Regions from separate parts of the Mus musculus genome. Here region 2 is linked to region 1. Evidence: chromatin contacts called from ENCODE Hi-C or POLR2A ChIA-PET data. All regions are on one chromosome and are shown on one strand. The core of a region is the stretch at or near the end of the contact, and the rest is flanking DNA. Distances in the headings are between cores, read along the strand shown.

What was found. Hi-C counts contacts between places; a loop is a spot of excess contacts on that map. ChIA-PET counts read pairs that join two places held with the same protein, here RNA polymerase II (POLR2A).
Region 2: a loop to region 1 is called in a map of heart, with 8 times the contacts of the local background. The contact joins the promoter of Dnajc21 here to the promoter of Nup155 in region 1. A Hi-C loop is called at or near these places in 2 of 37 maps with a recorded cell type or tissue (T-helper 17 cell and heart). POLR2A ChIA-PET finds 5 or more read pairs at or near these places in 1 of 5 experiments (embryonic stem cell).

What each region holds. Positions count from the first base shown.
Region 1 is chr15:8,107,371-8,111,269 of GRCm38, forward strand. Nup155 (nucleoporin 155) reads left to right here and starts at 1,943. Exons shown (of 35, transcript NM_133227.3): 1 at 1,943-2,232. The coding sequence starts at 2,076.
Region 2 is chr15:10,468,610-10,472,508 of GRCm38, forward strand. Dnajc21 (DnaJ heat shock protein family (Hsp40) member C21) reads right to left here and starts at 1,907. Exons shown (of 12, transcript NM_030046.2): 1 at 1,656-1,907. The coding sequence starts at 1,752.

The DNA of each region.
Region 1 (3,899 bases), core at 693-3,192:
TTGATTTTATTTAACCCTGTTTACATTATTCAAGCAGAAAGCTGTTGAATTAAAAGTATATGTTTAGGCTGACCCATACCACAACTAAAACCAGGCTTTCCCAGTAAATAACACAATATCAGGGTTCATGGTGTGATCAAATATCCTGCAACAGTAGGGGGTTCACAAACGGGGGATTGGATGGACAGAGCAGGTTGGGTTATAGGAGAGGAACAGAGACAAAGACATGGTTGCAAGATGGGCATGACAAGGCGGTTATAACAAGGTAGGCATAGAACATTCTTGTTTCTTTGTTTGGGTTTTTCGAGACAGGGTTTCTCTGCATGACAGCTCTGACTGTCCTGGAACTTGCTTTGTAGACGGGGGCTGGCATTGAACTCACATTCGGCCTACGTCTGCCTGCTAAGTGCTGCGATTAAAAGCATGCACCATCAGCTCCTGGCCATGTAACCTTTTGAATCAAAGTAGGGTTGCAAGATGATTATAAACGACTTTTTGAAACAAAGACATGATTGCCATTCCTGGAACACTTGGTACAGAACCATTTGTAGTTAAGGCTGTGGGGAGCGGGGCATAGGCTAATCCCTGAGAAACAGAGGTTTGATTATAAACAGGCATGAACCTAGTTTGTTTTTTATTGTAAGCTGTCTTTTAAACGTAAGATGGAGGCAGGCTGATTCTTCGAAAGGTCTCAGTACATAGCCCAGTCTGGCTTCCAACTACAGGTGCCTGCCTCTATGCCTGGACCTTGAGAGGCATTTACTTTGTCTCTGTAAAAGTGTAGTAATTTGGTATTCCCAACAGCAGGCACGATTCCTGACACAGTACATACTCGGTTTCCTAGAATCAGACCATCTGTTGAATGCATCCATTATTTAATATCCTTGTGCTCTGAGATGAGAACAGATGGATCAGATGAGTGTTCTCCCAAGGCAACAAGGGAGAAAGGTATACAGCAAGAACAAACACTTTTTTCTTCTTTTTCTTGAGACAGACTCTCAAGTTTACTACAAACTTGCCACACAGCCGAGGATGAACTTATCCTCCTGCCTCCACTTCCTAAATCCGCTGGCAGGACCCATCACACAGTATCTCCCTTCCCGCCTCTGTTTGTTTTGAGTTAGGAACACATTCCGTAGCACGCTATCTGGAACTCACCAAATGACACAGTAATCCTTTTGCCGAAACCATAGGACGCGTATTAACAGGCATGAGACACCGTCCAACGCTGACCTCCAACCAAAAAATTTCGCAAAGCCACAAAGCCAATGACCCAGACACGCACATGGGAAAATTCAATAAATTCTTTCTTGGGGGCCGGGGGGGGGGGTGGTGGTTGAGACAGTGTTTCTCTGTGTAGCCCTGTCTGTCCTGGAACTCACTCTGTAGACCAGGCTGGCCTCGAACTCAGAAATCCGCCTGCCTCTGCCTCCCAAGTGCTGGGATTAAAGGCGTGCACCACCACCGCCCAGCAATCCAATGAATTCTTAATTCACCCCCATTATTTGAAACGCTGTGAGTTTCTGGCTCACAGGTAAACTTTCTGGAACTAGCGATCAATTTCTAACTACTGTTAGAAGTTATCAGGGAACCACGGTAATGGATGTGTGCCACTCTTCAGCCGTCGCCACATTCCAAACTGGGGGTGGGGCTCAAAGCAAAGAATCAGCACGCGCGATGTCACCACCGCACAGGCGACCGCAAGGGGACATCAACCCCACTCCAGCACCCGAAGTTCCTCTTCCCTCTCCCCCCCGCCCCGCCCCCAGTCCCCTCCCCTCTCCCGTATCCTCTTCCCTTCTCCTCCTCCCTTCCCTAGGCCATCTCCAAATTCAACTCTAGTCTCCTCCCTCACGCCTTCGCCAATGTCCGACACTCAACTGCTTCCTCTTCCCGTCCCAGAAGCGGCGTCTTCCAGTGCCGGGGAGGACGAACCGGAAGTGCGTCATGACCTGGCGCCCAGTTATTCGTTTTCCGCGCGCGTTCCGAGGAGCGGTTTTGGGCTCTCTTCGTTTTTCTCACGGTTCTCCACGGGTTTGGAGTGTTTCTATAAGGCGGTGGCCACGATTGCCGACATGCCATCGGTGCTGGGCTCTATGATGGTGGCCTCTACGTCGGCCGCCGCCTCCCTGCAGGAAGCTTTGGAAAACGCGGGGAGGCTTATCGATCGACAGTTGCAAGAAGACCGCATGTACCCGGACCTTTCTGAGCTGCTCATGGTGTCGGCCCCAAGTGAGTGATCGGTCCACTGGACGCTCTGTTTCCCCACCATAGGATTCTAGTCCGATTCCCCTGTCTTCTTCTCTGTACGTTGGTGCCCTCGTGAACATTCAGAGATTAGGGCTTGGTTTCTTGAAAACACGACAAACAGCAACCGACTTTTAGCTTTTATTGCTTATTTCTTCTTGTCTACACTTTATTTACTGTAGATACTCGAGGAGGTAAGAGCAAACTCATTAAGTCCAAATGAGAAGAATCCTCTGATCCAGATTCCATTTCTGTGCATTTTTTGCTTCGATAATGCTCGCTCAGAAAAGCAAGCGAGTTAATTTGGAAATCTGCCGCGTTCTCTCAGAGTCATGTCATACGTGTAGAGTTAGTATATTTGTGAGTGCCGGGACTAACTAGGAAAGAAATATAGGGGTCAGAAGGCTAACTGACAGGGAGAGCAGAACTAAGTTTATCTGCCAACAGAGGAGATAATTTGGAAGAATTTGCCTTAACTTTTAAAACTTGTTACCAGCTAAAGGTTTGTGGAGTTGCATTAGTTGCTACAAAATGTTTCTTGTGAAATGAAAGTTGGAGAAAAACAGAAATGTAACATGCAGGTGAGACTTGGTGAGAAAAAAAAATGGGTGGGAGTAACTTAAACAGAATAATCAATCAAAAGTAGCCCAAAGCACATGAGCAATGACTTGTAAAAATCTATTAAGAGATTTTTATTTTTTTAACCAGAAATACTGACAGCAGCCAGATAGTGGTTGTCCATTCCTTTAATCTCAGCATTTGGGAGGCTGAGGCAGGCGGATCTCTGTGGGTTCCAGGCTAGGCTGGTCTATAGAGGGTGCTCCACAGCTGCCAAAGCTACACAGAAAAACCTTTAATCCCAGCACTTGGGAGGCAGAGGGAGACGGATTTCTGAGTTCGAGGACAGCCAGGGCTATACAGAGAAACCCTGGGGGGGGGTGGGGTCGTTGAAAAACCCTGTCGTGGAAAACTGAAAAGAAAAATACCAGAAGCAAAGATAGTCTTTGTACTTGACAAGTATTAGCAAATGAGCTTGCCTTTTTTGGAGCAGGGTCCAAAATTTTATAAAAACTTGCTTGACCTATTAGCTGCTATTGTCTTCATATGTCCAACCCCCTCCCACCCCCGCTTTGCTTTCTGATCCTCTCAAATGTGTAATCTCTTTAATATACTTTCCTCCTCATACTAATCCCTTTCCCTTCTAGCATTTTCCCCCCTCTGCCTAACAGGCTCCTCCCAGACAAGTTTTCTCTGATAGCCCTGGCTGTCCTGGAACTCCGTCCGAGATCTGCCTTCCTCTGCCCCTGAAGTGCTGGGTTAAAGGCATGGACATGGAAGCCTGGTTCCATCCAGTTCTTAGTAAAAGACCCTAGTTCTAAGTCAGGCATGGTGCTACATGCTTTTAATTTCATGCTCTTGGAGACAGAGGCAGCGAGATCTCTTTGAGTTTGAGGTCAGTCCGAATACATAGTGAGTTCTGACCAGAACAATAAAGTGAGACCCTGCTCCAAAAAAGGGAAGTCTTTAGTTTCTTTGAAAATTTTCTTGACCACTCACATTGTCATTGTCAAAGAAGTTATTCTTCCCTTTTGTATTTCCACTTCATTTCCTATGTGCATTGTTCTATTGAAATTGTATTTTAGGGCTAAGAT
Region 2 (3,899 bases), core at 657-3,156, 2.4 Mb after region 1:
CAACTTCCTTCCAATTCCTAACTCAGCTTCTAATGAGAACTAGCCATTACACTATGACAACGTATGTTTTCTTTGGATTTATCTACCTTGACTATTTCTTTTGACATCCTGCTATGATAAGAATTCTGCCCTTTCAATAGGTGTGTGCACACGTTTCTCATTTATTGTTATCACACCAATACTTATGGTTTTTGTTCCATTTACTAGGGTCTCCAGTCTTCCACTCTTGCAAACCATTCTATATCCTTCCCCAGTAAGTACTGCCCTCCATTCCCCTGGGACTTCTTTGGCCCACCTTTGTGCTCTTCCTGAAACAGGACAGTCCCAGGCCCTCCCTGTGTTGATGCCTCAGCATCTCTAGGTACACAGAGGAACCCAGACCCCATTACATGAGTGCTCACTAGTTGCTGTATTAACCCAAACAGCAATGACACTATTTTACTCAGACAAATAGTTTGCGTCCATATGTGCAAGGCTTGTTTTCCTAACAAGACTGAAGTCCCTGTTTTAGCATTTCAAAATGTACATATAGCCCGGCAGTGGTGGCACACGCCTTTAATCCCAGCACTTGGGAGGCAGAGGCAGGTGAATTTCTGAGTTCGAGGCCAGCCTGGTCTACAGAGTGAGTTCAAGGACAGCCAGGGCTACACAGAGAAACCCTGTCTCGAAAAACCAAAACCAAAACCAACAACAACAACAAAAAACCAGCTAAAAACAAAACAAAAAACCAAAATCTACATATTATACCCTCATGCATGTGACTTGCATCTTCTCGACAGGGATGAGAAAAACTGAGCTTCAACTTGTTTGCGTTATATGGCGTTTTTTCCTCCTTTAAACAAACAAACAAACACTCCAAACTTATTAGTCATTTATATGACTATCCATCTTCTGTAGACTCTGGTAAGAACAGCTTAAAGGTAAACCGAAACTATTCTTAAAACACAACTACAACAAAAAACAGGTAAACCAGTCACGAAGAAAAAAAAGTATGTAAAATCACCCATGCCTGATGGCAATGGACAGTAATCCCAAGTAATTGCATGTAATTTACTTGGTAAGGTGAGGCAGGACGATCACTCGTTCAAAGGCTACCTTGGCAACGTAGCGAGAGACCCCATCTCAAAAGTGATTCGTTAAAAAAAAAACCAGGGGCGGTGTTGTGGATGCTGGAGCGCCTGGCAGCAGGTGCGCGGCGCTGGCTTTAATTCCCAGTACCCAGAGAGGCGGGATTGAGCCTCGGGACTCCCAAACAGACGGGGTTCAACTCCGAAGTTTCGAAGCCTGGTAGATGAAGAGACTTCGCCAAAAGTCCCGCAGACCCGTTTCACAACCACAGCAACCATGCCGGGGAAGCAAACTCCTAAGGAACCTCGCCCAGGTCTCCCGCCGTGGCAAACTCGTGTCCCGTGCGGGGCCGGGTCTGCGGGAGCCTGGGCATTGGGAAGGCGGGCGCGAGCGGGCCTGTTTAAAAGCCTGTCCCCCGGCTGGCCGGGCGACGTGAGGGGCCGGCAGCCCGGCCGCAGGAGCCGGAGGCGGCTGAGCGCCGAGCCCGCTTCCCCTCGGCGGTGCGGGCAGGGCCCCGCCGTCCCCACGGCGTGCGCCCCGCCAGGCCCGGGGTCGGCCGGCTGGGTCCCCGCCCGCCGGTCACCTACCCGGGTGCCACCTCAGGGCCAGCTTCCGATAGGCCTTCTTGAGCTCCTCCTCGCTGGCGTCGCGCCGCACCCCCAGCGCCTCGTAGTGACACTTCATGGCGGGGCTGGACACCGGGCCGGGGCCCGGGGCGGGGCCGACGCCCGGGCCCGGGCAGAAGCCGCAGCGGCGGCGCTGGCTGTCCTCTCCTCCGGCGGGAGCCCGGCGCCAGCAGCCCGCCAGCCAGCGAGCCCGGCGGCGGCGGCGGCAGCGGCGCGGGGTGGCGGAGGCGCGCGGCGGTGGACGACGCGGGCTGCGGCACGCGGGCGCGCGGAGGGGGCGGCGCCGACAGCTCCGCATGGGCGGGGGCTGGGCTGGGTTCCGGGGGAGCGGCGCGCCGCGGAGGCGGGGCCTGGGCAGGGGAGGCTGGGCGGGGGAGCCACGCCGAGAGTCATTGTGAGGGACACAGTAGGCTGTTTGGGTGGCACTCCTAGCCGGCCTGAAGGCAGGGCAAGGTAGGCTTGATAAGGAAGTAGTTTGGGAAATACCTTCCGGACCTTCGGATTAGTTCTCTGCAGACGAGGCAACTGGAGCTTCAAGGAGTTAAGTGCTGAGTTTCAGCCAGAAGTTCGTGGTGGAAACACACCGGGATTTACCATCTTTTCAATTCTCTTCAGCTACCACTTCCTAGGATCTCTTAATTCCCCCCCCCCCCCATCTTGCCTGATAATGCATAATAAGGGACAGTAAATAAGGTCATTGCCTAAATCAGTTTTTAAAGCATCTTAAAGGTAGCGTACCAAAAGCCAGGCTAGGTGCCCGGTATGAAGAACACAGCTTTAATCCCAGCCTCCACCCAGGAGGCAGAGGCCAGTTTATTCAGGAATTCCGAACCACACCTTCAATTATCTGTGAATTCAAGGCCTGCTTGAATAATGAGTTAAATTCATGATCCTGTCTCTGCTTCCCAAGTGCTGGGCTTACTGGCCTCCACAGCCAGACTAGGTTCTTTTACACATATATTAAGCAGAAAATGTCCACATCATAACAAGTACTCTTCCTAAGAATAAGTCATAAAGAAACATCAACTAACCAGTGTTGTGAAATGTCTTAACATCCAGCCTTGCTAAGACAAGACCTTAAAAAGAAAAGAGGAGCTAGGCGGTGGTGGCACATGCCTTTAATCCCAGCACTTGGGTGGCAGAGGCAGGCAGATTTCTGAGTTCAAGGCCATCCTGGTCTACAAAGTGAGTTCCAGGACAGCCAGGGCTATACAGAGAAACCCTGTCTTGAAAAACAAAACAAAACAAAACAACAAAAAGTTTATATAAAGCATTTCCTCTCCTGAGAACTTTCCTTGATGAGGGTGGGGTGGGGTGGGGGTGGACACATTTTTTTTTTCTTCCTCCCTGTGTGCTTTTGTTTGCAAACTCTAGAAGACTGAGTTGCCTGACTAGAGATGATGTTTCATGCCTGTGATTGCCAGCAACTGGGAGACCAAAACAAAAATGATTGCCATGAGTTTAAAACCAGCTTTCTGATTTAAAAAAATAAAATAATTTTTAAATACATGTCTTTTTTTTTACAACCCGCAAAAACCTGTTCCTTTACATGGAAATATTTAATAAAAGTTAAGATATTTATATGACCTAAGAGAAACCTGAGTGCTGAATGACAGGTAGATAGATAGATAGATAGATAGATAGATAGATAGATAGATAGATGATAGATAAATGGACATGACTTCTCCTAGGTTTGGTGGAGGAGAAAGTTTATTGTGGAGATAAGGGAGAGCATAGGCAGAGTCCAGAGTGAGTGTGACCCTGAGCCACATAAGGAGAGGGGAGGGGGGAGGGGAGGCGTAGAGTAAGACCAGAAGCAGGTAACTGAAATGGCTGGGTTATACAGGGAAGAGCCTCAGGGGGAAGTGTAGCTCCTGGGCTGGAAAGTCCTTGGTAGAGGGTAAAGGACACTTTATGCCTATAACAGGTAGGAACTTAGGGATGCGGGGAGAACCTGAAGGCCAAGTCTGCTTTTGATATGGTGAGTTGGACGGACCTCTGCCTTTTGCCCCAATGTTTGAGACTTTACTAGCTTAACCAGCCATGTATCTCTCTTGAATCCTAACTTTCTGCTATTAGCTTAATTGGCTTGAGAATACAATCATGGGGTAGTATTTAGCCAACAGGTTTTGGGGGCTGGAGTAGTCTATATTACATACATGATGAGATGTCTGTACATTTATTCCAATCTATTAGATGTCAAAA